Regions from separate parts of the Mus musculus genome. Here all the other regions are linked to region 1. A link is a loop called in an ENCODE intact Hi-C map of the cell type or tissue named here. Cell type or tissue: heart. All regions are shown on one strand. Links, peaks and the distances in the headings refer to the core of each region. The heading gives the core; the rest is flanking DNA. Region 1 has its middle 190 kb from the start of A330102I10Rik. Region 2 overlaps Cdkal1 (CDK5 regulatory subunit associated protein 1-like 1). Region 3 has its middle 270 kb from the start of A330102I10Rik.

The links. A loop is a pair of places that touch in the nucleus more often than their neighbours do. Peaks named below come from ENCODE experiments on the same cell type or tissue, not always from the same donor. Only the 100,000 strongest peaks of a DNase experiment are listed, where the experiment ranks them.
Region 2: it touches region 1 in a loop (2.0-fold over the local background); 4 of 42 quality-filtered maps call a loop at or near these places.
Region 3: a loop joins it to region 1, with 2.6 times the contacts of the local background. A loop is called at or near these places in 3 of 42 quality-filtered maps.

The regions. Positions count from the first base shown.
Region 1 is chr13:29,197,553-29,207,600 of GRCm38, reverse strand. It overlaps a transcript of Cdkal1 not described here. Among named protein-coding and RNA genes, the nearest start is that of A330102I10Rik, 190 kb to the right of the region's middle. In heart, for the core only: no CTCF peak of the experiment used is centred there; DNase peaks (open chromatin) are centred at 3,540 and 4,780; H3K27ac peaks cover 386 bases.
Region 2 is chr13:29,599,070-29,609,117 of GRCm38, reverse strand. All of the region lies in intron 9 of Cdkal1 (CDK5 regulatory subunit associated protein 1-like 1), which reads left to right. Among named protein-coding and RNA genes, the nearest start is that of Cdkal1, 250 kb to the left of the region's middle. In heart, for the core only: a CTCF peak has its summit at 4,668 (motif pointing right); no DNase peak of the experiment used is centred there; H3K27ac peaks cover 1,151 bases.
Region 3 is chr13:29,277,175-29,287,222 of GRCm38, reverse strand. It overlaps a transcript of Cdkal1 not described here. Among named protein-coding and RNA genes, the nearest start is that of A330102I10Rik, 270 kb to the right of the region's middle. In heart, for the core only: no CTCF peak of the experiment used is centred there; a DNase peak (open chromatin) is centred at 5,422; H3K27ac peaks cover 2,882 bases.

The DNA.
Region 1 (10,048 bases), core at 2,208-7,207:
AGACTCGGATTAAGAGGTGACTTCCCTATATACAGAGGACAGGATGCCCTACCTCTGAAGGGATACAGGGTTCAATCAACCATGCCTTGCTAAGTTCTTCTGGCTTCTTACGGCTGGACCATACCTACTTTGACTGTATATTTCTCTGTGACCACTCACTCTGCCCCAGAACTAAGCATAAATGCAAAGATTTCCTTGCTCCCTTGAGTCTTTATTTCTCAAACTCCCATATCATTGAAAACTTACATCAAATAATCATGTATGTCTTTCTCTTGTACTGTTTCAACACTGGTGAGCGAGGAATAAATCTTTTTGCCCTCATATCAGCTTAGGCAGGTAAATAAGCAACCATAGGAAGAGGAACTAGCTATCACTAAGGGGATGGAAGAAGGCGATAGCCCTCAGAGACTCCTGAGGGTACTGTCTTTGGTTGACAACTTAGACTCCCCCAGGGATAACACCTATATTAGGGATCGATAGCTAAGTGTCTGACAGACCCACTTCTCCAACCTAAGTGCTCTCTAGAACGGGAATTTTTTTGTGAATAATAATAGGGAAATGGATGAATGCCTATGTCCAGGTGGCTTTTAGTTGATCTATAGCCTTAGTCCACAATGGAGATTGCATTGAACTGACCAAAAGACACCCAGCAGAAGTCATGGTAGGCCACTCCAAACAAGGTTTAAGGAGGACAACAGGTATGGCCAGTTCCATGCCTACCTTGGCCTTCACCCGCTGGAAACTGCCCTTGAGGCGTTCATGCTGGGTCTTCAGGCAACACTTCTGCTTCTTTGGACTGTCCCTGGCTCTTCCTGATGTCCACCAATGCCAAACAGAGAGCTTACACTGAGCTTGGCATAGAGGTTCATGCCTGAAACACCAATACTTAGGAAGCCGTGGCAGGAGGATCACCACAAAACCCAGTTCTGCATGAACTATAAATTGAGATCCCATTTTTTAAACGGAATCTTTAATGCCTACCTATGAATTGAGCTCTCACTTCTTCAAGACTGGGTGTATGGAGGTTTGCTGGAGTAGTTTTTGTGGAAAGGATTGACATCTACACAAAAGGGGATCATAGTGGAACACAGGAAGACCAGAGGAGTGTGGTTTTACCTTCTAAAAGTTCAGTATTGTATATGTTTGTTGGGTATTGGAAGGGGTGAATACTATGGGGTGGTCCTTCCTCTTGAAGGTTTTTTTTTTTTATACTGTCCAGTTCTTCCACTGAGAGAAAAACCTGATATTCTTTCCTCTGTCATTAGGGAGAGAACTGCTCTGGGGGTGTGGGTGGGCATGTGGGGGCCTCAAGTGCAGTGCAAGGCAGCGAAGTAGCAAATGACCCTCTCCATCACCAGCCTGCCAGCTTCTGGTTCTGCCCAGGTGGACGGGCACCTTCATCATCGCTGCCCAGGCCTGACGTGCTCACTGCACCTTCTGTTTCTGGAGGGTTCTCTTTGGGCTCCAGACAGAATGATTAATGGCCCTTTAGGCCAACCTGAAAAGACCAGGGAGACAAATATACCTCATTCATAGAGAAACAAGCCTCAGGACATACATTAGCTAGGAAAAAATGGGGTGGCCAGTGAACTAGTCCATGGAGGTATTTAGCAGTTTTATTGTAGGACTGGGTGTGTGTATAGGCACGCATGTATTCAGAGTTCTCAAAAAATGTGTATTTACTTAAATATATGTTTACACAAATAATATATATTCATGCTTTTTATAGAAATGCTTTTTTGATTTTTATTTCAAAAGTATACAAAGTGATAAAACTAAAGGAAAGGGTTTTTTTTTTTTAAGTTCATACAAACTTTAATGTCTGAGTCATTAGATCTGTACTAGAAATTTAAAGCACAAAACCTGCAAACGACATCGGTGTTCTACTTTGCAGATGTGGAACATTGTCCCTAGCAGTCCAAGTCTCTCTAGTGCTCAGATTCAGTTAGGGACAAGAATATGTGAATCTATGCATTATGGTGCTCTTGGTACTTGTATAGCATGTTTGTTAGAAACAAAGAGAAACCATAGATACTATGCAACATTAAAGGCGAGCTTTTCTTACATTCTTCACATATGTATATATGTATATATATGAATATGTATATATATGCACATACATACTTATACACATACACACAAATATATGTGTGTTGCACTTATTTGCGGTAAATAGTATAAACTAAGAAAAAATAATGTATAGTTTTTAATTGATGCAAACAAGCTACTAGTGACATCTGACATTGTTCCAATGACCCACGCTTGTGAGAGCATTTCCTTGAGTAACAAGAACTGTTGTGTAGCATTTAATGACCTTTTCGGGTATCATGTATGTTGAAGGATTATACAAGAGAATTTATGGACACATTTAACACCTTGCTCAACAGCATCTCCTAAATGATAGTTAGCTGTTAGAGTGGTCGTTCTTAATTTCTTCCTGGACATGGTATCTTCATCTCTGTTGCACAGCATCATTCATTGATGAGGTCTTCAGCATTTTTATACTCATCAACAATGCTGTAACAATTCATCCTTTGGATAATTCTATGCATACAGCCACTGGTAAGACATTACTATAGTTCCTCAGAGGAGAATTTCCAGGGGTTGAAGGAGATCTGTTCATTCACAAACCACTTTTGAAGAAAATTTGTGTTTTTTTAACCATTGTGCGCGTGTTATGAATACATCTGTCTACAGGTGTAGGTGCACATGTGTGCACGTGTGTGTGGAGGCCAGAGGTTGGCATCAGATGCCCTCTGCAATCACTTCCCATTTTATTTACAGAGGCAAGGGCTCTCACAGGGAAGCAGAGCTGGCCAGTTCTTCTAGTCAACCACATCATTCCTGGGCTTCTCTGTCTATGCCTAAGCATGGTGCCGATGTGTGGGCAGCCATACCCAGCCAACTTTGACATCCTCATGCTTACATGACAAGCACTTGAGCCACTGACCTGTCTTCCCAACCCTGTTAAACTATATTTTATTGAGTTTTTGTATTTGTCAGTCACAGTTTTAGGCAGAAGAAAACCTGCAGTAACAGTTCCTCTGGGCACTCGCCCTGGCAGAGTTAATGGAGAGAAATAATGAAACTAAGACAAGGAGTTCAGTGTAAAGCCAATTTAAACCTTCAAGACACACGTTCAAAAGATGCTCAGTTGCTGCGGTAGTAATGAAAATGCAGATGGTGGTGAGGATAAAATGCCACTTAGAACCCAAGAACAAGTAAATAGGCAGTGTAAGAGCCTTATAGAAGAAACCCTTCTCTACTTTCTAGTGGGTGGTGTCCACACTGATGCCTTAAAGGGAACCATGGATACAGCCCTTTAGGAGGAAGGAATCAATCCATGTTAAAACAATGGGAGATACACTTTTACTCAGCACTTCAGGGGGTTCACTCCATATAGAAACAATATTTTAAAGACATACCTTCAAGGCTGTTTGTTGTAAAGCTTCACTCATGGCGGTAAACGGTAGAAGCAAGGCCAGGGGGGTGGCTCGTCATGGAAAGGGGCTTGATGCCAAGTCTGATGGCCTGATCTCAATCCCTGGGGCCCACGTGGTGGAAGAAAAGAACAGATTCCTGCAAGTTGTCCTTTGACCTCCACATACAATCCGTGGTGGAGTCATGAGACCTCATGTGGATGCTAGGAATCAAACCCAAGACCTCTGAAAGAACTGCCAGTTCTCTTAGCTACTGGCACATGTCTCCAGCACAAATCATAATAGAACATAGTTTTAATAGAACATATCAAATACTCCAGGGAAGGTGGAGGGTGTTTGTGTTTAAGAAGTTCTAAGGAGGGAGCCCTTCTTTGCTTTTAATGTGCAGTATCCATGACCTGCCCCAAAGGGGCCTTCCAAAGCATAAATAATAGGAAGGTGGGGGCAGCTCAGTGGATGAAACATCCTCAGTGTACATATGAAGATTCAAGTCCCACGAGTTGACCCATATAAAAGCTGGTGTGGGCCTGGTGGTCTGCTTTTCATCGCAGCGTCTGAGAGGCAGAGTCGGGATCCCTAGGGTAGATTGGCCAGCTAGTCTAGCCAAATCAGAAGCTCTGAGTGCAGTCAGAGAGCCTGCCTCAGCAAACAGCATGGAGAGTGATGAAGAAAAATACTTGACATCTATTTCTGGCCTCCATATGCACATACACACGTGTGAACATGCATATGCACACGCGCACATGCACACATACACCATGCCACATACACACAGCATAGGTAATTAATGGGTCGTGGACACAATGACCACTTATTGTTGTCAATGTGAAATATTATTCAAATATATTATATATGTTGGCAAGAAAAGGAGTTAAATTTCAGTTCTGGAACATTCTGCTCTCTGGCCTTGCAGTTTTTCATCTGTGTGATGGGAACTTTTCCTTCATTTGCCTCGATGATCACGAGGTAAGGAGCATGGGGGTATAAAGAGAGCAAAATGCCTTGTGTGAAGTCTGGCATGATGTAAATACCTGAGCATGTTTCTTGTCCTTTACACTCAACTTTTCAGTGTTGTCATAAATGACAAATGGGGAGGACGGGAGGGGTGCTTTAGGATGCTGCAGATGACGTGCTAACATGAGGCTGCTGAGAGAGCCAGCAACAGCGCTGGCAAGAAGCCTTTGGGGTCAGCATTCACATCCATTCTCAAACATCCCCACTACACACTAGAGCTGCAGAAAGTCTCACCAAGTTCAAGAAATTGTTGGCTCATCTAATGGCCAGGATGAGGCACAGGATGAAGTGAATTGCTCCAAAGGAATGTCTGGCACAGAGTCTCTGTTTCCAGAACTTTCCAGCACTGGCAGGTGTGAGATTCTGCAGTTACTGGGGGCCTGCCAAGGAGACTCAATGCTAACTGCCGAACACGAAGGGGAAAGTCCCCTGATGAGCTGTTGAAGGCAAGTTATAAAAGAGGGTACAAAAAAAAAAAAAAAGAGTCAGTTCCTAGAACACTCTGTAGGCATTGATACTTGGCCCAAGACAGCCCAGGTGCTAGCCAGCTCTTATGTGTAGAGGAAAACATAATGAGACAAGGCTTATCGACTAGCATTCTTTTCATACTGGTCTGTACAGCCAGTCTCTCACAGCTCACAGTGAAAGGACTGGGAAAGGAAAGAAGTGAGAGTTTGTATTCACAAAGCAGAAACCCTTGCCTATTGTCTTTGCTCCCATATCTGCTGCAGCAGGGAAGCAGACACTTGGAAGCTACCCTTGCTGGAGAATACAGACTCCTCACTTGGGACACCAAGGTAATTAAAACAAGGATGAAAGCCTGATATTTCCACCTTTATGTAGAGTCTGTCTCCTTTACTTTGACTCCATCTTCCTCAGGTGTCCTGTGTCCTGTCAAGGATGAAGGCAGAGACATGAGTAACCATCTTTACCCTTTCCTCCTGAGTCACCATAAATTTCAAGGACAAGACAGACCCATCCATCCACATTTTTTTTTTGGACAAGGGACTAAAGCTACCTCTGAGCAATGATGACTCAGCAGGACCGTTCACCCCCAGTTCACCCTCTGCCCCTACCCAAATGAGAATAATCTTCTATGGTGGAAATGTCTACCCCAGTCTAGATCTTGTGGGGAATAGATTGGCCCTACACCTTGGGCTATGCCTATGATTAAAAGATTAATAATATATTACATCATCTTGAAGAACTGGAGCTAAGATAATGATAAAGAACATCACACTGCAATCAGAACTATTTAATAACCCAATCTTTCTTGAGCCCTGCCCATCCTTCCGATGCTTAAACCTAAAACTCATGTTGGTGCCCTGAATAGGAAGTTGCAGTCACTAGACCCCATTGTTTTCTCCTGCTTTCACCTTGGGTTTGAAATCTCCCTCCTATCCACAGTTCTAATTCTTCTCAGAGAAGAAGTGGTGCAACTGTGATGGGTAGAGTCTTCCCCTGTAGCCACTAAAAGCAGTGGGCAGCCTAGAGTCTACAGGAAGGTCGAGCCATAGAGCATAGGATGTGGCTACAGGTCAACATGTACAGTTTGGGTTTGAGCCCCGAGACGAAAGACTGCTCCCAGTTGCTTCTCAACCTGATCTAATCTTTCCTCGCTTAACAAAAGCTTTATGTCTCAATCTGGGTAAATAATTGACCACAAATCAAATCATCCCCCACTCATCCCTTGCAGACCATGGCCTGTCATCACAGTAGCCATTGATAGTCCTTATTAACTTTATGGTAATTGCTGTTTTCATTGGCCACCAACACACAGAGGCTTTGGTGTAAACACTGCAGGCACTAATGAGTCTGATAGCCTGCTGGCTTTAGGAGAATAAATATTCAGGATAAAACTTGACAACAGTGCGTACTACTAAATAGCTTTTACAAACTCAGTCACAGGGCTGGAGAGATGTCGGCATCATTAAGAACTCACACTGCTTTCAGGCTATGTTCACTATGGTCAAAGACCTTGACTAAAGCAACTTATGGAAGGCAGACTTTATTTTGGCTTATGGTTCTAGAGAGATAAGAGTCCATAATGGCAGGAGAAGTGGGGCAGTGACTGGAGAAAGAAGCTGAGAGAGTAGACAGGAAGGATGCTGAAGTTATACATTTGCAGAGCTTGATACTTGGTGACATACTTCCTCCAGCAAACCTTCACATTCTAAAGGTCCTATAACGTCCCAAACAGTTAAGTATTCTGGAGGACTAAGTATTCAAATAATTGAGCCTATGAAGGACATTTCTCACTCCAACTACCATCTTGCTCTAGCAGAAGACCTGAGTTTAATTCCCAGCCCTTATTTCAGGTGGCTCAGGGCGGCCTGTAACTCTAGCTCTAGGGTAGCTCTGGCCTCGGTGGGCACCTGTAGTCTTCTGCACATATCAAAGCCAACACTACGTAGACTAAGTGTGGGGGTACACACCTATCATCTCAGGACTCGGGAGGCAGAGGAGGCCATCAAAAGTTCAAGGTCCTCCTCAGCTACGCAGCAAGTTTGAAGACAGGTGAAACTATAGTTACAGGTCACACTATGGTAGAAAGAATCTCTGCTCGGATTCCAGGCCCAGGTCTGCCTCTGGGGATACCAGCCAAAGCTTTGCTCTCTCTGTTTGCTTGTGTGTAAAGACAGGAGGCTGGATTAGGCATCCATGGTTGTTTTAAAAGAGAGAGAGAAAAGGGATTCTGCAGAGTGAAAGGAGGTGTCACCCTAGGAATGATCCCCCAGGCCATTGTTCAGGAGATCTCCAAGGACTCTGGTAGCAGAAATACAGAAAATGGGACAGGAAGTTAGGAATACAGTTTACTTTAAAAAAAAAAAAAACTAGAAATACTGGTTTTGTAGAAACAGCATTAGGTATAAAGCGTGTGTACATTTAAGAAGTTAAGACACAGAATTTTCCTTTTTTTTTTTTTTTTTTTTGCTGTTTCATTTATGAGAATTTTTTGACATGTTTAAGTTAGGCCAAATAGTGTGTTTTAGTGATGATTTTTTAAAAAAGGAATTAAGAAAGAGAGAAATTCTTGAGGAGTGAGTTCCAAAAGAGGTAAAAACTTCAGAGCTTCATAGTCTGGGGAATTTAGAAGCGTGAAGCAGAAACTGGAAGTTATCTCTGTGACTGGCTGATTCTTTGGGCCATTATGAGCCAGCCCAATGGAGGGCTGACTCTATGCTATCCCTCTGGTCCAACCAGAGAGCTGCTCACACACTGTTCACGTCATGTGCTGCCCACACAGTTAGAGGTAATCAAATCTCCCTCTGTCCGTCTCCGTTTCCTGCTTTGACCTTGACTGTCTGCTAGTTGTCAGTCTCTTGGCCCTTGGCCGGCAGCACTGCCTCTGACCTTGTAGATGTCCCGAATGCTGTTGGTTATATTAGGCTGTCTTTGTTTCCAAGATGTGGCTGCAGTCTTTTCTTGGTTAGCTCATATTTAGACCCCTGTCTGTGAGGCAGCCTCTCAGATCTGGTTAGAAGCCATCCTTACTTATGGTGCCTTCTGTCACAATTAGCTGCATTAAAAGCAGGACAAGGGTGCCTTGCATACATTCCTCAAGGGCTTTCAGAGGAGCCAGCTGGATTGCTGTCACTGGCCCAGAGCCCTTCCTTTTTTCTTATCTGTCTAGCTAGCTAGGTTACCGAATACCCTCCTCGCCATACTCCACACTGCTTCAGACTCTGCCATTTTAACCCCAAACCTTCTCTTTAACTCAGCCTCCGTCTCACTGCAATGTATACAGGCAATTTACAGTTGTTAGTATGGGGCCCCGCGCCCCATCCTTGCCTCTCCCCCACTCCCCCAGCACATCCCATACAGTCTACAGAAGAACTAGCTCACATCTCAGTAGCATGCCTGTCCAGGAGGCATAAGGCTTTGGGTTTGGTTCCCAGTGCTGCAAAAATGAACAAGTACATGATATCAGACAAATAGGTCCAGAATAGATCTAGTATACTAACTCGAATCTGTAATCCCAGCATTCAGGAGGCTGAGGCAGGAAGATTTTAAGGTTAAAGCTAGGCAGGCCTATTTCCAAACAAACAAGAGAAAGAAAGAAAAACCTATGGTGACAGGATTCCCGTCTCAGGGGACTTCTAAACTCATATTTGGCCATTGTGCAACAGTTACAATACTGTTGTGAGGAGATCAGCTACCCTGGGCTCTGCCCCAGTAGCGTCAGAAGAAAAGGAGAGCTGAGAAGAGAGACTTCTGTTCCTCCCCCCCCCCCCCCACACACACACACACTCCCCTGTGAGAAGAGGTATTGTGATCATAAAAAAAAATAAAGAAATATTAACATAGGTTCTGAGGTGTGTGGAGGAAGGTATTGGGGAAGGAGGTCCCTCAGCGGGTCCGTGCCGAGGCATCCCTTGCCCCTGAGAGACCAACTAGAGTTTATTCAGGGCATGACGAGGGTAGTTAAGAGAGTAGTAAAGGTAGAAAGAAAGGCAGAGAGAGGGAGAGAATAGAGAAGTAGAGGCCAGCCATGACCGCGGGGAGATGGGGGGCGGGATGCGGAGAGAGGGGGGGGAGAAGGGGGCAAGTGAGAAGCAGGAGTAAGAGAGTAAGAGAACAAGAGGGACAAGAGAGGAAAGAGGGGGCAAGCAGCCCCTTGTATAGTGGGCCAGACCTATCTGATCATTGCTAGGTAACTGGGGAGGAGCATACCTGGCTGTTGCCAGGAACTGTGGGGGTGGAGTTCAGACAGAATACCAACAAGGGGGACTCCCACCCCATATCCTTCAGCTCTTACTCCTCTACACCAGCCTCAGAGCACAGCGTCCCTCCCGCTATCCCAGCCTCTGTGCAAATAAGGAATTGGGCAAATCGGTGGGTCCTTTTAGGTAGTCCTTGGTTGTTGTTGAAGAACTGTTTCCAAACTCCCGCCCCAGACCACGAGACAGCAAACTCTGCAGGTGCTCACGATCCCTCTTTGTGAAGGGCGTGGTATTTGTACATAAACGGCACAGACCCTCGAACACACTTGAAATCATCCATAGGTTACTCAGAATGCAATACAGATGTGGGACAGGCAGCTCTCCTGTTGTATTATTTAGGGAACGGCAAGAAAAAGCCCATACTTGGTCCACAGAGGTGCAGTTGTTCAGTTGGTTTTGTTTTGCTTTGTTTTCAAATATTTCAATCTGCCTTTAGTTGACTTCATGAAAGTGTGGAGCCTGTGGATTTGGAGGGCTGATCATATGATGATCTGGTTTCAGTTTTAATCAGAATTAAAAAAATTTTTTTTCAAAGAGATAATTCGTTTTCCCCCCTGTGGAGTTAAGTTCCAATATATGATGAAGGACATAGACCACTCTCCACTAGAGCATCTTGGGTTTACTGTGGATTGGAAAAAAAAATGTTTGAGGACGCTGTATTTTTCTCTTCCAGAAAACTAGACAGCATTGAGAAGCAGAAAAAGAGAGAAAAAATAAAAAACAAAACAAAACAAAAAAGATACAACATTGACTGCTCATAACATGTTTTACATATTTTTGGTGTGCTTTTGGGTTTGTTTGTTTGTTTGCTTAATCTTCATAAAATAACCCAAATGAAAGAGAGTGTTGTGCTAGCGCCATCTTACAGGT
Region 2 (10,048 bases), core at 2,174-7,173, 400 kb before region 1:
GTCTGCTCTTTTGTTTCTCTTTATTCATGTAGGCCTGGGAAGTGCTTGAGATCCTCATTGTTGCAGTAGGAGTAAATAATGTGGTGGTGGACAAAAACCACACCAGCAGCTCTTTCTCTATCTCCTGAAGTTTGTTCATTTGTGTTGAGATCCCAGTAGAAATATCCCAGGAGAATATTTCTATTCATCAGCAAGCATTTGCAAGATCCCATTGCTAGTCAAGCAGGCTGTGAGGTCTGCTTGCACATATGGTTCTAAGCAAGTACCTATTCAACAAGCAGCAGTCTTCTCATCTGAACCTTGGAGTCGCAATTCTGGATGCTGTGGTGTTCCTATGGAGCAGGTGAGTGCTGTGCCTCATGCTTACCAACCAGTTCTGTGGCACATAAACGCTTATCTTACCTTCAAAGACATCACTACACAGGAACAGTAGATGAAAGCCACCATCATTTCTCCTTTTTAAAGATGCCCATGTACCCACAGGTTGTAGACTCGAAATTTCAGGTGACTGAAAGGAATTAGCCAATTGCGTGACTATCTGGGCTCTCTTCTCTTGGTGATTATTTTTAAACCTGTGGTATAAAATTCATAGGATTAAAGGAAAATATTATTATCAATACAAAGAATATCTTCATAACATAGCTTCTTCTACATTAAATAACAAAATATATCTGGTTCTAATATATCCATATATTTAAAGCAGTATATAATACTTCAGATAATCTGGAAAGAGGGCAGCATGATATGAGAGAATATTTAATCTCTTATAGGAAAAATATTACAGGTACTTTGAATACATATAAAAGCTTGTTGCCTATGTTCTGAACTGTAGAATTTCAATAAGTGGTAACAGAAAACAGACTGGATGCTTTTTCCAATCCAAGGGCAGGTTTTTTTCTCAGTTGTATACATGCATGATTTCTTGTTGGTACACAGGGAAGGTGTACACTTCTACTTTTCTTAGTGAAGAAGACACAGTTATCACAATGGCAGAAAACTGATCTGTAAACCGAGTTAGCAGCGTCAAGAATATAGGTCCTGGTAATCAAACTGCTTGAGAGTGCTTGCTCTCTTGGTAAGCAAGATCAGACTAGCAGGCTTAGGTTGTCCTGGCCCTTGCCTGAGACTCCTAGTTGGGAGTCATCCTTCATTGCTACCCGCGTTAGACATTTCTGAATCATGTGACAAAATATGTAAGAGGAAAAAGTTATTGTACTCATTACTTCCCAGGTTTCCTTCAATGATGCTCGACTTAGTTGTTGCCAGTCAGTCAGTTGATGCGACCACTTGAGTAGCAGAGAAAGCTGCCTAGACTTTTGGTGTCTGGAAGGATATGGGGCTGAGGTCCCAATATCCTGCGATCATGCCCCTAACTAACTTTCCCCTTGAGGCCCCACCTCCCAAGGTTCCCCACCCCTCACAATAACCACCACGAGCTGAGGATCAAGCCTTCAACTCTTGGGCATTTGTAGGCCATTTAAGGTGTCAGTTATTACATTGCAGCTGCTAGTCCCCTTTAGGAGATTTACTGTAGTTCAGAAATTAATAATAAATCTTTCTTGTTATGGCTTGCTAGGAGCTCATTTGCTGACACTCCAGACATTGAGTCTAGGTTCTAAATGTTCCTTTCTTTGTTGTTGCTGTGGAAAACATCCTGACAGAAGCAACTTACAGAAGAATTTATTCTGCCTCACAGTTGGAATGGGCAGCATACAGTGCAAACAGCCTCTTCTGGCAGGCTAGGAAGGCATGGCTGCACAAGAGCAAGGCCTTGAAGAGCTGGTCACATGGTGTCTACTGCAAGACAGGGAGTGAGGAAGGCTGATGATGCTCTGTGAGCTTTCTTCTTTCAATCAGCCTGAGACCCCAGGCCGTGGGTCATCACAGCTCCGATAAATCACTCTAGGTCCTAAAATACACTCTAAGAGCATGCCCTTACACACATGTGCACACACACACACCCTCACAGACTCACCCAATGTATGTCCATGGTGATTCCAGATACATGTAGATTTACAAAGAAGATTGTCACAGGTCTCAAGCTTAATGCTTTATTTTATCTAATTTTCAGGAAATTGATACAAATTCCCTTTCATGTATCACCATACTATTACATTGAATTGTTTACTAACCACATAGTTGTCCCTTCACTGTGAACTAAGAATGCTTAAGGGATCCCTAGGCCAGAGTTCACAGATTCTTTGGTTTTAGCTTACATAGATATCTGGGCTAAAAGCTTGTTTTTTGATTTTTACAATACTGGAAATCAAGGGTCCTGGACGTGGTGGGCGAGCCCTGTCCCATTGAACTATATACAGCCTCAGCTCCCTGTCCTTTGCTTGAGATGCAGGGCTAGTAAAAAGACTGGCTTATCCTTATAATAAGAGAGTACATTTGTGTAGTTCTAGACATCTTGTTTGTAAACACAAATAGCCACAAAACTGTAACATGTGTCTCAAAATATATTCTAGAGTGTTTATATTTAAAATATTTTAAGATATGTATTTTAGAACAAGATCTCTTATTATCTTGAAAATGCTTGCTTTTCCAAATGTGTGCTTTCTTGATTATCTCCTTTGAAGATAAATTCAGTATTATAGTTTTGATTACCGAAGTTGTTTCCAGAGTTAAGTAAAAATAACACTTAGCAAGGATCTTCAGACCATACCAAAAAATTACTCTTGGCTGTGAGGCTAGTGCAGAATTAAAAACAGTTTCAAAAGGCCCTTGGGGACAGTCGTGGTGAATGGGATTCTTGCCTTTAGAAAACTGGCCTGAGAAGCCTGGCTCTCTTCCTGTCCCTTGTGCCTTGTAAGCATACTTAGATGTCTCCACCTGTGAGCAACAGGCTCTCATCAGACACTGAGTCATCCAATGCCTTGCTCTTGAGAGCAGCAGACCATGCTTATTTATAAGGTACGCAGCCTGTGGTTTTTTGTTATAGTCACCGGAATAGACTAGAACAAGTTGAGTCTTTCTGCTCTAGGAATTTATGGATGTTCCCTCAGAACCATCACCTGAAGCTTAATGGTAAGGCCCTGGAACGCAGACAGTATAGCAGAGTGCTAGAGAGGTTGAAGAACAGATCATTTGATGTGGCTACTCGAAGCCCATGGCTTACGTTTACAGAACAATTACAAAACTTGTCCTCAAACTGTAGAATACATAAAAAAACCCAAAAAACCTTGGATGCCTGTTACATATTTAAGAAATTGATTTTTTGTTTGTTCTTTAAATCACAGGTCCCTAGCTTTAAAGAAAAATAAGAAAACTAAGTAATCTGTCTGTCTTTCTGTCTGTCTATCTGAGAGTTACTCTATTATAACGCCAAGCACTGTTCTGTTTGGTAACATTCATAATGGCCATCTCATAGGCACCCTATCAGATATGTACTGTAATTTACATGCTTTGCAAATGAGAAGCTGAATCAAAAACAGGTTCAATAACCTCAAATACACACAGCCAAGCAGTGGTAGACCAGAGCCCAGGATCTTAATTATCCTTTCTCCCAGTGACTGCAGAGTTAGTAGATCATGGCACAAGGGTTCTTTTGACCCCCGACATCCACCAGGGCCAGCATCCTAGTTGCTTCTGTGGATGTCTTTAAGGCATTCCTTTGTATAGTGTTGTGATTTTTCAACACTGTCTTCACTTCATTTATTTTTCTATATTCTTTGAATCTGAAGCTATGTTCATGGCCAGGCCTTTGTTGGTGTCTGGGAGGCCATGGTGAGGAATCCATGTGGTAGGAGGATTGTAGGGGTGGAGGTTGCTAAAGGGAGGCAGGGAAAGCAAAGAAGCCCAGTTTCTGTAAGTGATGAGGAATAGTATTGGCAGGTCCAGATTCTGTGTTGAAGGGGTCTGGGGTTGGCGGACTTGGATGAAAGGTCATGCTTTAGTGTTATGTATAATTGTATCTAGACTGGATTGAAGGGTGCTGGGCTTGGAGTAGAGGTTAATTACTGAGGCTAGAGGGAGTTTCCAGGTACATAACTAAAGCCCCTATAAACTAGCTTTGGGTGTCCCCAAGTAGTTAAAGATTTGGAATGACATACTAGGAAACAAAATTATATAGAGGAAAGGTATTTTCATTTTAATTTTGTTCTAGAGTGAGCTGCTTTGTTTCTTGATGAAACAGAACAAGGAAGTAGAAAGCAAGATTTGAATTATTGGAGAGCAACCTCTTAGTTGATGGGAGAATGATTTCAGAGGTGATGGAACACTCTGATAAGCTTAGCCAAGCTAGGGTCCAGGAACATGACCTATCTTGGTATGACAGGGAAAAGAGCTGAAGTGGCGGCAGAGATGGGGGTGGGGTGGGTGGTGGTTCGTGTAAAATATACCCTGAGAAATTGGGATGACAGTCTAAGACTTTGAAAATCAATGCTCCCTAGCTCTCTCAGTAAGTGGGAGATTCATGGAGAACCTTTCTGACCTCTTAATACTCTCTCTCTCTCTCTCTCTCTCTCTCTCTCTCTCTCTCTCTCTCTCTCTCTCTCGTGTGTGTGTGTGAGAGAGAGAGAGAGAGAGCGACACACACATTTGATTTAATAAAATTAAGTTCAAAAATTTCAGGAAAACTTTGAACCTGACCTAGTGTTTGACTTCCACATCTCAGTTTCACTGTTCCTAGGCAGTGGGGAGGGGTTAGGATCACCGAGTCCAGGAGAGGGCAGCAGCGCCGCATCAGCCTTTGAGTGTTGGCCACTCTTTCTCTGTGTACTTGGCTATTCAAAATTAAGCAAGTGATTTGGTATTTTGGTCGCCATTGCCTTAAGTGATGAAAAAGGGGAGGGGTCTCTAGAGATATTTAATAATCTTACAATTTATTAAACTCTTAGTCTCCCCGGAATGGCAGGGCTAGAGAACACAAAGGCAGCAACATGCCTTGTGAGAAAGGGTTCTGTTGCAAACGTTTAGGCCTAATTTTGTTCCAACTTTGCTTGTAATAAGACATTCAGAAAAGGCTCACCAGCTAAATAGCTTATAAAATACAAACTGTGGGAATAGAGGCCTAATTGGGCTTGTTGAAAGAATTTTTAACATATAAACATTAATTTTTTTATTGAGCATTGACCAAATTGAAAAAAGGCTAAACTTACTTGTTAAAATAATCTGACATCTTCACTGCAGATCCAAAATTTCTGAAAATGTAAATAAATTAAATGTAGGCTGTGTTCTACCATCTGTAATGAATTAGCATTCCGTTTTACCAGCTGCTGCTGCGGCTTGGGGCCGACTCGGGATCAGAACACACCGGTGGGCTGCTGCTAAATTTAAGAACCTGGGGTTTAAAACTGGCAGAGCTAGACTGGCGATTGGAAAAGTCTCTGCCATTATGAGTAGCAGATCTTTCCACTTGGGACAGGAAATATGTGTCTACTTTTTGTACAGATGTTGTCAGACAAATGAGGAGGCCAAGTCTCTGTTTCTTACTACCAACATGGCAGGCAGATGGCTCTGGGGGCCACTGCTACCTGAGGGTAGAGTTGCCCTGGAAGGGAAAAGCAAACAGAAAGCTGTAGCAGTCGTTTCTTAGACTAAAAAAAAATGTTTTATGTGTGTGCCCATGTACGGCATGTGTGCCTGTTGTCCTCCAAGGTCACAAGAAGTCATTGGATCCCCTGAAACTGCAGTCATGGTTGTGGGAATGGAACCTCAGTCTTCTGCAACTGCACTTAGCACCTAACTGCTGAGTTGTCCAGCCCAGACTTTTGTTTTTGTAATATATACATATTTATTTAACGTGTGTGGTGTACGTGGGTGTGTATGGGGTTTGTGAGTGTGTGGATTCTATGTGATTTGTGGGGTTTGAGGGTTGTGGACATATATGGTGGGTAGGGACAGGGTAGGGTGTGTATGCTTGTGAGGGTGTGAGGTGTTGGGGGCTTTGGGGGAGGATGTGGGGTGTGTGCTGGCACAGGCACACTCATGTGGAGGTCAGAGGGCATCTTGTCTTTCTCCCATGATATGGTCCTAGAAATGGAACTTGGGCTGTAAGGTCAGGCAGTATTCCCCCATATCCATTGAGCTGTCTTGAAGGCCTGTAATAGAAACAATCTCTTATATAAAAAAATGGTCTAGCAAAAAATGGAAATGTTTATAGATTGGTGAGAGATCTCATGCTTCTAATTAAGCTTAGTGATATTGTTTCATTTTCTAGTTTTTATTTTTAGCATGTAGGAAATAGGTCTCTAAAAAGAAGAAAAGTCCATTTGTGCGTCTCACTGGGGAGCTAAGGCCAATGCGAAGCAGTCTTCCTGCCTTGACATTCTGGGTGCTGGCATTACAGGTGTGTGCCACATATACCCGGCTAAGTCTGTACATTTTACAGTCAGGTAGGTCTGCTTTGAATTTGAATTATGTTGCTTCCTGGATTCATGCTCTTGTAAAATCCCTTCCATTTTCTGAGCTTCAGTTTCCTCATCTGTGTAGAATGTCAGTAATAACATTTTCCCTTTGAAGTTGTTCCATCAGCTGGAACTGTCCCTGGAGGCTGAAAGTGCATTACAGGAAAAGAGTGGGTGTGGCCTGTGAGTGACACACCTCTGTCATTGTGCTGCTCTAGGGGATGGAGCAGAACTTCACAGTGATATATGATATCTGATGCTTCAAACACTGGATATGAGGGTTTAGTATTGTGCACATCACCCTGGACATGTCTGGTCTCATGTTTGTGGAAATGTGCCTGAATTGTAGTATTCCTGCCTTTAGTTTGCTTTTGCTGTTTCTTTGTTGGCCTAGATTTAATGAAAGCACAAAATCTGACTGGAAGTTATTTTCTAGTGTCAGAATTCATACATGGTAATATCTGAAATGCCCATGTTACTGTGGTCTCATAAGCAGTATTTGTTCCCATTCTAAAAGTTTCACTGGGACCCGTGTGATAGCTAATTTCAGTAGTCAGCTTGACACACCTGAGAAGATAGAACCTCAGTTGAGGGATTGCTACCATCAATTGGCCCATGGATATGTTTGTGGGGTCTTTTTCTTATAGCGAATTTATGTAAGAGGACTGAGCTCATGTGAATGATGTCAAGCCCATTGTTGGTGGTGGCATCCCCTAGGCTCTATAGGAAAACTAGTAGAATCTGAGCCTGGGAGCAAGCCAGGATGCAGCATTCCTCATGATTTCTCCTTCAGTTCTGGCTTAAACTCCTGCCCTGACTTTGGTAATGATGGATTATGACCTGAAATTGGAAGCCAAAGCCAAAACCAAATAAACTCTTTCCTCTCCAAGCTACTTGGGTCAGTGTTTTATCTGAGCAACAGAAAGCAAACTAGAATGGTATGTTAGCTCTGTGAGTTTAGTAAGTTCAATGCACTCAGGTCAGGGAACACATTTACTGAACATAGGACATGTGCAAGGTACTGGGAGATAAAGTGATGAAGCACAAATTTAGCCTCCTACAGCTGTGTTCAGAACATGAGGGTGTGGCTGCTGTGGGTGCCATAGTATCAGGTGTACCTATGGCCTGAGCAGCCATGTGATCCCAAGACCAGTGCAGCTAGTTAAGCTTTACTGCAGGCTATGTTGTTAAATGGAGAACAAAAATAGGTTCTTAAGCAATTTGTAAAATTTGTCTAAAGTTATTCCCAGTGTTTAAATAGGGTAGTGATTCTTACCCTGACCAAACAGTCTTGTCCACAGCCCTGCAATCTAAAACCTTGACAAAGACCTGGGGAACTTGTAGCCTGCTGCCTTGAAGGTGTATCTGGAATCCTCCCTTCCCTTTACTCTCTTACTCCCCTTGTCCCACAATCCTCAGGTGGCCTCAGGGTCAACTGACTGAACTGGATCTATCTAGCCAGTATGCAGACCAGCTTGAACTGGCTTCCCTGGGGCTGACCCCTGTGTCAAGAACTCACTGTGCCATACCCAGACTGGCCCTGATCCTGCTTCTTCAGCTGTATCATAGTATGATCCCCGAGCACCTGTTTATGACATGTGTTCATTTCTTAGTGTTCCCTGTCCACTCATGAGTCATGACTTGAGCATTGAGCCTGTGCATTGAAATCACTCTTGATTGAGTCTTTTTTCTTCTAGAATCTGAATCTATCGCTTGTCTTGTTTTGACTTGTTCCTTACACAGTCCGCTGCATCTGTAGTTAGCTTTGTGTGGCTGTAACCTAGCCCCTCAGGCTGGGAAGTTACCTACATGCTCTCCATTTCCAACCTTGGCCTTGATTGCCCCACTTTGTGCTGTTCTGTCAAGGTCCTCTATCTAGACTTTCCCTACAAAGATGGGACTCTTTGCTGACCTTGTGTCCTCCATTCACACTAAGCTCAAACTGCTCTAACAGTTGTGGGATTGGTTCTGATTGCCTTGCTGGTGGTATCCCCTCCCCTGAAAAGGGCGGTGCATTTACTTTTTCTGTGTTGCACTATACTTATGGGTGCCATGTTTTCTCACCTCAACTAGACTATAAGGTATTTTTATGTATCTCATATCATGAATTTTGTTAGTGGAATGGTGTAGGGACTCTGGCTTAGACAATAAAGCAACAGGACCAAATGTCTTGCTTATCTGCTTGTCTAGTGACCTTCTCCCTGGTTCCCTCAAGGCTTTTATCTGTGGCAGTCTCTCATTGCTCACCTGTACAGAATCCATTCTGCTCTTGTGCCTCCAGACAGCACCATTGTTCGTAACTCTCTACTGAAGTGCGTTGACCTTTAGAGCTCACCATCATGGCCTGCATGGGACATTTTTGGAGATGCTTTTGCACAGGCTTAGAACTGTACTCAGATGCTGCTGCTATTTCTGTGGCTCAGAACCTCTGCACACCCTCAAAGCCGTGCTCCCTAAGAAGGGGAAAGGCACTCTTGTCATATAAGGAAGAGTTGGTCTTCTCTGATCATAAGTAGAGTTCACCTCTTGAATTCCAAACTACTTTGATATGGTTTAGAAGTTAGGTAAATAATTTACCCTGCATGTTATGCATCAGCCACTTTAACAGCTTCTGTACCATTTAACTTTAAAAACTGCTATTTCAGGTAATCTTTGTGCACACTTGACAGATGAAGAACTAGAGATTCAAAGAATATCCACAAGATGCTTATCTATGCCTGGGCTTAGTTGCCTCCATCACTTGCTGGTATATTGACATTTAACCCTTCTTTTTCTTTGACACTTGATAGGAGCAAGTAGCTCTTCTCTCTCTGGATTTCCCAGGCTTCTCAGCATATCCCTCGTCTAGTCCTTTCAGGCTTCTAGGCTAGCCAGTGAATGACCTTTACCCTGGAGTACTTCTGAGCCCTAGAACCTGACCCATTTAAACAGAATCTTGGCCTTGTTTGTGTTTATTCGTAGACAGAGCCTTTCCTTATTGTCAGTGAAGGGTTTATCCTGACTGGAAAGGTTTCATCTGACAATGTAGAGTTCTGACAGAGTCCATTCTCTTTGCAAGCTTTCTGTCTTGTCTCTCTTGGGGGTCTTCTTCCCCTTCCTCATTTCCCTGCCTCTATGGGTGTTAGAAGAGAATGGCCTGACTTGATTTTGCCTGTTCATCTTGTTAGAGAACCATGACCTTAGAGGGTTTAAGTGCCTTAGAATTTGGGGACTTTAATTACTCGATGATCAACAGAAAATTTGTGTAAACAACCTGGGTTTTCTATGCCACAGACAAGGGCAAACATTTGGTTTTTTGGTTTTGTTTTTTAAGGTGTCTGTGTAAGGAATTCTCTTAGGAATCAACATGAGAAGTTGATCAGGGCTCCAGAACAAGCAACTATGAATATGAGGCAATAGCATGTCGTCCTAAATATGCTGAGGGTTTCTTGAGATGGGCTTTCTTTATGGACCCCAACTGATCTTGAGCTCAGTGTGGAGCTCAGGTAGGCCCCAAACTCTCTGCAGTCCTCCTGCCTTTGCCTAGTTCTGGGGTTACACATGAGCACTGCTCTTTCAGTTTTCATGATGCTTAGACATGAGTCAAATTCCACAATGTCACCATACATATTTTATAAATAAGAATGTGTTTATGTGATCTTTTAATTATTTGTATATTTCTCTATAAATTATGTCTTATTTATAATTCATTTTCTGAA
Region 3 (10,048 bases), core at 3,364-8,363, 78 kb before region 1:
TGAGTAGGACATTAGTTAGGACCTTGTGTGGTCTCAGTGCCTTTCCTGCGTACCAGAATTATAACTCCTGAGGGAGAGTTTATGCTAACTTTATTCCTATTAAAAATTCTTTTTTTTTTTTTTTTGGTTTTTCGAGACAGGGTTTCTTTGAAGCCCTGGCTATCCTGAAACTCACTTTGTAGACCACGATGGCCTCGAACTCAGAAATCCGCCTGCCTCTACCTCCCAAGTGCTGGGATTAAAGGCGTGCACCACCACGCCCGGCTGGTTTGGGAAGGTTTGCAGTGTGCTAGAGGAAGAGCATCAGTGTTCACGTCACATTGCTGTCTCTTCAGCTACAGGGTTGGTTTGCTGTCCTCTGCAGGAAAACGGTGAGGAGAAAACTGCAATTCCCCCTCTTTCTGGCTCTGTTTTTATGTAGTTCTGGCCACTTTCAATTAACCAATGTCTGCAGATATTACATGGAAAATCCCAGGTATAAGCAATTCAAGAGTTTTAAACTCACACAACATTCTTAGTAGTATTTGGGATTGCATCGCTTCCTGATTTGTTCCATCTGGGAGGTGTAGCATTCCTTTGTCCAGCGTTTCCATGCTGTACACTACCAACCTGTTAGAAACTTACCCCCTGGGATACGAAGGCTACTTTAAAGTTTGAAAATGCCATACTTTTGTTCAAGAAACTCTTATTTTGCTCAATAATGTTCCTAGCATACAAGAATAATAATCCTGGAAATTCAGAGGCACCACAGGGAAGATAATTTAAGTGAAAATGTAGTTTAGGGGGAAAAATCCTCATATGCTGAAGTCGTTGAGGTCTAGAATATAATAAGATATCCTGGGCTAGCTATTGTGCTTTACACCTATGCTTCCAGGGCTTTGGAGGCAGAAGCAGAAGAATTGCTGTGAGTTCAAAGCCAGCCATGGCTACAGAGATCTTACATTAGAAAGTAAAACAACAGACTCCTCCCAAACCAGAAAAGTAAAAATCTAAAATATATATCTTGAGAACTTGAAAGTGATCACAAACACAATGTAGAGTATATTAATTGTTCCACTTTGTTGGTTATTAGTAACACCTTACTGTGCCTACTTTATAAATTAGAATTGATTGTAAGCATATGCGCATGGGTACAAAAACAAAACCCAGTCTACTAAACCCAGTTTAGTTCTGTCTGCTGTTTCAGACTGGGGACTGAGAACAGGTCTTCCTCCCCTAGGAAAAGGCAGTGTCCTGTAGTCATTCTGCAAAAGGCATTCTGAGAACATATATCTGGGGCTTGCCACCGTCGTCCTTGGAGTGGCAAAGGCTGGTCAGAAAAGCCATGAGGTCCGTGGGTGATATCAGCTAGGGGTTGGGGTAGATGGGACCTGGGCTGCTCAGGTCTACAGCTCTATGTGTCACCATGGGCCAGAGTCATCCTGATTAAAGGTACTCAGGAGAAAAGCACCCAGAGAAGCAAGGCTCATCGGGGTTCAGTACACGTCCCTTGTTAACATGCTGTAGTCTACCTGTCAAGGATCTGGGCCAGATCCACCCTTTGTCTGAATTTGAGAAGGATTTTCTGCCTCCGTATGACCTGGCACAGGATGTTCCAACATTAGGAGAGACATAGACCCTGGAACTAGAAGGCACTCTGATGCAACACCTGATTCAACAGCTAGAAAAGACAAAGACTGAGAGCGATTCCCTCCGGACTTACAGCTCGACTGTCCCTTCTGCAGTGACACTCAGAAAACCACTGTTGTCATTTTCAAGAGATGTCAGGTTTCCTACTTGGGAACATAAAGCTCTGATTTACAAGAAAGCCTCCTCCCCGTGCTGACTCTTTTGGTTTGCTTTGGGTTCTCTTTGGGCTACTAAACCTTTTAGATCCCTGTAGTGTGAAGGAAGTGTTAAATGATACTGTTAATGGAAGTAGGTTGTGCTAAATTGGATAGCTGCAAGCAGCTTTATGATCCATAAAAGTCAAAAGGCTGTTTATGTAAAAGATAAGGGCAGGCCAGGCTCTGGGTATCCCTTGCGGATCAGTGGGAGGGTCTGGAAGGAAGGAAGCATAAAGGAGTGAAAATAAATGATCAGGGAAGGAAACAAGAAGCCTATGGGAGCATGGACACCCATTTCACCGGGATCCCATTTGGCTCACTGATTTGGGACCAGCCATAAGGTACAAGCCAGTGAAGAAATTCCATCCGATCTCTTCACCCTGTGTCGCATCATAAACAGCCTCCTCTTTAGCTGCTGTTTCTTTCACACATTGGCACCATCAAATGCTCAATTAAGAATGTAAAAACGATGCCATGCTTAAGCTATACATACTTTGGGGTCCTCTAGATCCTTTTAAGTCCTCAGTGGTTCAGCCTTGCTCCTACTTCTCTGCAGGCCACCACTCCTAATGCATTTGCACGCATGCACGTGTGTATGTATGTGTGTGTGGTGTGTGCATGGGTGTTTATGTACATATGGTTCAGGAGGTATTGGGGAGTATGGGCTGAGGGTAGTGGTGTGTGCGCAGTGTGTGTGTGATGTGTGGTATGTGTGTTGGTGGGGGATGAGGAATGGTATGGAAGTAGGAGTGTGTGGTGTAGAGTGTGTGTGTGTGTGTGTGTGTATGTGTATTGGGGGTTCATGGTACATTTACAGAGAAAATGCAGTCTTTCCTGTTGATGATCTGCTGAGACAACTGCTTCGATTACAGAAAGCTGAATGTGTGCAGGTATTCCTTTAAGCATCTTCAGATGCCAGATAGTAATCATAGCACAATTTTTGCTGTTGACTCTTTACTGAAACTAGGAAACTGAAGCGTAGAATGATCATGTGGTGAAGCAGAGGTAGTTGACAGAATGACGGGCAGGGAGTGGGTATTCTTGAATGACATGAATAAGTAAGCCTTCACTTTTTGCTTTCACACATATATACATTTGGTGGGTTTTGAGGCAGTAAATATTAGCCTCAAGTGCATGTCTCTGTCTCCAGCCTGCTAGGGTTACAGGTATGTGCCATCATAGTAGGCTCTTTTCCTTTTTTGAATGACACCTAGGAAGGTTTAGACATAGTGACAGAGTCAAAGGGCAGGTCCTTGTACACACACATGTACCCTTCCTGTTCTTTGATGTAGTATAACTGGTCTGAAATGCTCCTTGTCCTGAACCCATTTGTCTGACAAAACCAATGGGCTTTAGCTTTAAACAGACATGGAGTATTTTTAGAAATCAACTGGCAGGCAAGCTCGTGCACAGGAGTCCTACTGAACACATCAGGGGAAGGATGAGGGCTCGGAAGCCTCTTCTTCAGGCCTAAGGGAAGCAGCAGAGGCACACGTTAGGATGACAAGGTGAAGAACACAGCTTTCTTCATAGAATGCCATTCAGAATCCACAGGAATAATCTAGATGTCAGAAGTTATGGAGACGATGTCTTAAAACGCTAGCGCCTACTTTGGATTATAAATATCGAAACTAGAAGACAGAAATCAGCTTGTTTCTGGTGCATGAATACCAGCACCTTTTGGCAAAGAGGCAGAGACGCTATTTATTCTTAAGGACCAAGCAGGAAAGCAGCTGTGGAAAATATCAATGGGCAAAGGGGGTTTCTTCAAAGGGGCTTTACAGGAAGAGGGCACCAGGGAAACTCACGAACAGAGTCAATTCATTTGACCCTGGGAATGTCTTTGAGGTTATCAATAACTAATAAAGCTGTATATTTTAGTTAGGAATGAGATAAGCATAAGAACTCCATGGAGGGAAGAGTAAAATATTCACCTCACACGCACATCCATATTTACAGCAGCTTTATTCATGACAGCTAAGAGGTAGGTGTGTAGCTGGGCACTGGTGGTGCATGCCTATAATTGCAGCATTCAGGAGGCAGAGGCAGCTGGAGCTCTCAGAGTTCTAGGTCAGCTTGGTCTACAGAGAGAGAGAGAGAGAGAGAGAGAGAGAGTGAGAGTGAGTGAGTTAGTTAGTTCCAGGACATCCAGGGCTACACAGTGAAACCCTGTCTGGAAAAAACCAAAACCAAACATACAAAAAAGCAAAAAACAACAAAACAAAACAAAAGCCCAGAATCAGAGGTAGAAATGGTCCAGGTAACCTATGGACAAATGGATGAACATGTGGTATTCTATCCTTAAGGTTTAGTGGAGATGGAGGAAGCAAAGAAAGGGTGATAAAGAAATTCCAACAAGCACAGCAAGGTGAACCTCACAGATCATGTGATCAGTACACCAGTGTGATGGTTTGTATATGCGTGGGCCAGGGAGTGGCACTATTAGGAGGTGTGGCCTTGTTGGAGTAGATGTGTCACTGTGGGGGTGGGCTTTAATACCCTAGTCCTAGGTGCCTGGAAATGAGTATTCTGCTAGCAGCCTTCAGATGAAGATGTAGAACTCTCAGCTCCTCCTATACCATGCCTGCCTGGATGCTGCCATGTTCCCACCTTGATTATACTTGACTGAACCTCTAAACCAGTCAGCCCCAATTAAATGTTGTTCTTTGTAAGACTTGCCTTGGTCATGGTGTCTGCTCACAGCAGTGAACCCCTAAGACAACCCAGTCACAGACACACTGTGGCTGATTCCACTGTCATAAGTGTCTAGAGTAGAATGATAGCCGTATAGACATTTTCAAGCTTTTGACATTGCAACATGACATCCGTTCTCTTTCTACAAAGTTCCCACCTGAGAACCTGTGATCAAGTTACAAAAATAAAACTCAGGCAGAAGTCTCATAATGTTTTAAGTTAGGAAGTAGGGTCAAGGCCTGCCCCCAGTGACCCTCCTTTTCCACTGAAGCTCCACCACCTAAGGTTTCAAGACCTTAAAGAACAGCTAACTCAGCTGGGGAGGGAACAAGTGTTCAAACATAAGAGCCCATGGGGGCACATGTCACACTGAAACCACAACACCTCCCATGCTGCCTACAAAAGAGTCCCTCCTGTCATCATGTGACTATCAAGGACATCGGTTATTGGATCTGGGGTCCATAGTTACTGTGTCTGGAAGATCTTTAGTTGCATGTGTGAACATCATTTTTCTAAGTAAGCCCACATTCACGGTGATGCGCATAGTCTTTGAGAGCTCATTAAAGGGGAGCACTTGGAGTTCAAACTTCAGAAAGATGGAAAGTGATAACCTAAGATGCTTAGGGGCAGCACTGGCTAAGGGGTTTCACTGTCCCAGCCCTAAGCCTATCAAGATACCGAGTCACACACCATCCCATCTCTCTACAGCCCAACCTACCACCCTGTTAAACACACGGACCTGGAGACGTTAAGTGTTCTTTGTCCTACTGTTAGTTACAGAGGCAGGGTAAGGGCTGAGTTCCTGATTTCAAGCGCAGCATCTTTTTTTCAAAGAGCTATTTTAAAATCACATCGCTGTGCTTGTGTGGCACAGGAGATAGAACTGCGGGACCAGAACATGAAGCCTTGCATTCCTGGCAGCCCTCACAGGCTGTTTCCAAAGAAACTTATCAGTCTGTCAACATTCTCCCCAGCCCCTTGCCTTCCCAGTGTCACAGGCCCGACAAAGTGCAGACAAATGTGCTTCTCAGGAGCCCTCCGCCACGACCAAGCTAGGCAATTTTTCATGTCTCCTGTCCAAAGCATATGATAGCAGTGACTTCCAGACAGCTGAGCCACAGCTCTGCTTCTGTGAACTATGCTGTCAATTTTTATTTTAATTCCTTTTTATTCACAGTTTGATTTCCTGTAGGTTTGGCTTTACTTCTTATTCAAACGCCAGCACTATAGTCCTCTTAACAGAAGAACTAACCAATCACCACTACAAAGAAGAAAATTGGTCCATGAACTCTCACACATAGTTGGGCTTCTATGTTTATTCTTTTTTTTTCCTCTTTTTTTTCTCTTTGAGAGAGACAGACAGACAGACAGACAGACAGAGAGAGAGGATCTTTCTACATATCCCTGTATGTCCTCAAACTCAAAAAGATCTGCCTGCCTCTGTTTTTTGAGTACTGGATCAAAGAAGTCCACTCAGCTCAGCTACCAGTCTTTTGTTTGTTTGTTTGTTTGGTTGGTTGGTTGGTTTTTAGAGACAGGGTTTCTTTGTATAGCTCTGGCTGTCCTAGATCTCACTTTGTAGACCAGGCTGGCCTCGAACTCAGAAATCCGCCTGCCTCTGCCTCCTGAGTGCTGGGATTAAAGGTGTGCACCACCATGCCCGGCTCAGCTATCAGTCTTAAAAAGGCTGTGGAGAATTGCATCTTTGCTTGCTTACTATTATTGTGTATCTTTGTGTCTTTAGGCTTACCTTAAGCTCACTATACAGCAGAGAAGGACTTTGAACTCCTGATCCTGCAGCCTGAGCCTCTCTACAGACAAGTACCACTCTACCAGGCTTATGCATGTTGGAGCTCAAACTCCAGCCTCTGCGTACTAGGCAAACGTTCCACCAACTGACCCCATCTTCCAACCTTCCGTCTTTACCCTCCATCACTCGGTGTTGACACTGGTTTGGAAATCTCTTGTTTCCTCCTCCTATCCAGTCTGTCTTCTCATGTTCTTAGAAACCAGGAATAAACAGACCATGGCAGAGCTCTGAAATGGTTAGTACTCAAGACCTAGAAGAAGCTGCCAGCTGCAAGTTTCAACATGGTTGTCTTTTGGTTGAATGCTAGAAAGCTGTTTAGCATTCTCGGGAGCCTGGAAGGGTAATGGGTCGCTGGGGATAAACGTTCCGAAAAATCTCCTTACTACCTGTTGTTGCTGCTGCTGCTTTAACAGAAACCCCAAACCTGGGTAATCTGTAAGAAAATTGGTTCAGTTAACTTACTGTTTTGGTCATCCATGGACGTAAGGCTGGCAGATGAGCTTCTCAAGGGAGGGCCTTAGGGCAGAAAAGGAAGCAAGGTGTGCAGAATTCACGCAGGAAAGACTCAGGACAGCAGCAGGCTCCCACAGGAGAGCCAGACTTTCTATCTGTAACACAGGGCCTCAAGGAAAACCAATCCACCCCTTGAGCTCATTCCCATGTGAAACACATTCAACCTTCCTAATGAGCTAATCACGGCTAAAAGATCCCACCAAGCCTCAACTCTGTTTTACTGAGATGATCTCTGATGTGGGTTTTGGGGATGACCTCTAGCAAGTCTGAGAGTGATGGGGCTTTGTGATCTACAGTCTAGGCTCCCCTTCCAAGTCCTCCTTTTATGTTGAAGTGTTTGAATGTCTGAAAAATGTTCAAATCTCATATGCACTTACCTCTTCATTCCACTCACGTGCTTGGGGCTCGTCATTGCTATTTCAGCAAGTGTTTCTGACATATAGTCTGTTGTTAGGAGGAGCGACTGCCAACACCCTGTGCTGCACCTGCTAACTACGACTCCACATCATCCCAGCTGAAGGGGACCTGGCAAATTGGCTGCCACTGGCTTTAGCCTGGGCTTGGCAGATATTTTCTATAAACAGCTACATAGTAAATATTTTAGCCTTTCCAGGTCAGATAGTCTCTCTTAAAACTATTAAAATCTGTTCTTGGGAGTACACAGGCCACTGTGGAGAGTAAGCAGGCATGTCTGTGTCCCCAATAAAGCTTTATTTACAAAGCCACATTGGAGAGTGCCAGCCTCGGTTTCAGACTGAGCATGGCCTGTTTCTAAGAGCTGGAGACATTTTAGCTCTGTAAGAAAGAGCATAGGAGATAGCTCCCAATGGCCACCCAAGGTGGTTGTCTCACTGGAAAGTGGGAATCATCTCTTGGGGATGAGAACTGCTCCCTCCCAGAGGCACTACTAGAGCCCTTTGCTGATTCTAGAGACTGTGCACGCACACTCGTGTGTGTTGGAGGCCAGAGATGACAGATCTCCTGCAGCTGGAGCTACAGACAGTTGTGAGCCAGGAACCAAACTCAGGTCCCCTGCAAGAGCAGCAAATTTTAACTGCTGAACCATCTCTGTTATCCCACCACTGTTGTTTGTTTGTTTGTTTGTTTGTTTGTTTGTTTTGAAGAGAGCCTGGTGCTTCCCAATGACTGGACTGGCTGGCTGATTAGGAAGCCCCGGTGCTCCCCAGTCTCTATCTTCTCCGTAAGGGGGTTCCATGTGTGTGTTGCCATGCTCAGCTTTTGTTGTGGGTCCCCCAGGCTTATGTGATGGGCCCTTTACAGACTGAGTCATCTCTCCAGCCTGCCTTTGGTGCTGAAAGAACAGTGCAGATAAATATCCAACATACGTGCAATTCATGTTGCTTGTTAATGACCGGTCCCTCTGGCCAGAGATTTTTGTGGCAGGAAATCTCCATAAATACTATAAGTCTCCAAATTATACACGTTCACACTGGCGTGCTGGCTCCTGGACCTTGACAGGAGAGTCAGACTGAACTAGCTAGAGGGAGCTGTGAGGCCAGTGCACCTGCGCTGGGGTGTATGTTAATTTGTTTGGAAATATTTATCTATGCACACATAAGACTGTGCACTTGATGAGCAACTATATTTGGGCTGCACTTACATGATTTTTCCCCCTGCCTTTAATGCAATCAGCGCACATTATAGAGGCATGAATATGCAAATGTTGAATAAAGCTTGAATTTTTTAATTAAAAAAGCGAAATCAGGGGAATTATAGGAACCCGATTTAACATTTTAAATACGATGTGAAGCACTCAGCTTCACGCCCGCTCTTCGCCATCGATTCTGTTGATCTTCAGCCTGGAACTTGGTTGTTTGATCTTGATCTGGTGAAGGAGCTGCTGTGGGTTTTGGTGAAATCCAGGGAAGTGAGGGTGGGGTGGGGGAGGAGGAAAAGAGGGGCAGAAAAATGTTTAAAGGGTGACTTTTGTTTTCTCTTTCTGGTGGATGACCTTGGTGTACAAAGAAGTTTATTGCTTGTGTTCTTCGGAAGGGTGGGGGCATACAAATGCTTATTTGGAAATTAAATTTGTAAAAGAAAGCACTCCCCCCTCCCAGTCTCCCCTTACTTTTAAGTTGTTGTCATATAGTCACATGAATCACCGCATTATCTTCACTCAGGAAGAAAGGCGGGCCTCTCAACTCCCTGTTCAAACTTGTAAACAAATGTTCTCTCTTTGGACTCCGACTCTTTCCAAAGAAAAAAGCAAGCCTCTCTTCTGGCTTGGGATTAAACAGTGTTTCTGCAATCGCTTGATTATTTATTAAACACTTCCTCCAGTGGGACGAAGTGCTGCCCATAATTAATTACAAAGACCCTGGCGCTTTAGTTTCTAGACTCTTCCATGGCTTAAGCAGCCAGTGATCGTGGCCCAAAACCTGGTAAGGTATAATTACTGTTGATAGCAAGAGCGGCCTCTGTTTGGACCAGTGGATCCTTGTTTAATTTAAAACCCACTCCTGGGCCTCAGGGGTTGAATGGGCCCATCTCTAAGTCTCTAATGGAGGATAAGTATGAGTTCCAAAAGAAGTCGTTTAAGTGGAGGGTAGGGGAAGTTAGACTGATAACACTTGTACTGAACCTCAACCTGATTGTGTGCTAGCATGAACAAGTAGAGGGTCCAGCATGTAATGGTGAGATCATATATACTCCATCTTTCTCAGTGGCTCTCAGTACTATAGATGACGTTTGGTCTTTTGCTATGTATTATTATGCTAAATACTGGCTCCCAAGGCCTGGTTGCCCCCAGGAACAAGAGAATCCTCACGAATCTGCACATACACCAATGATGTTATGCAACCTTGCTCCTTAATTTAAAACTATTGATTGAATAAAGATGCTGACAGCCTTTAGCTGGGCAGAAGAGAGGGCTTTCAGTTCATGGGCTTAGGGTCTGAGGAGGACCACAGGGGAAAAGGAGAAGGTGAAGAGAGGAGAAGACACCATGGGACAGGTGAATCATGAAATTATGGCCATCAGGGCTGGCCAGTTAGAGTTAAGAGCAGCCCAGATGGAACATGACAAGTTATGCCTCAGGGTTATTGATGGGAAAATAGATTCTTATAGCTTAGAGGGTAGATAACTGCCCAGCTCTACTACTTTAAAGGCTTATCATAAATATAAACGTTTTGTGTCTTTTATCTGGGAACTGAATGATCAAAGGCAGGGGTAGAAATCCCCAACT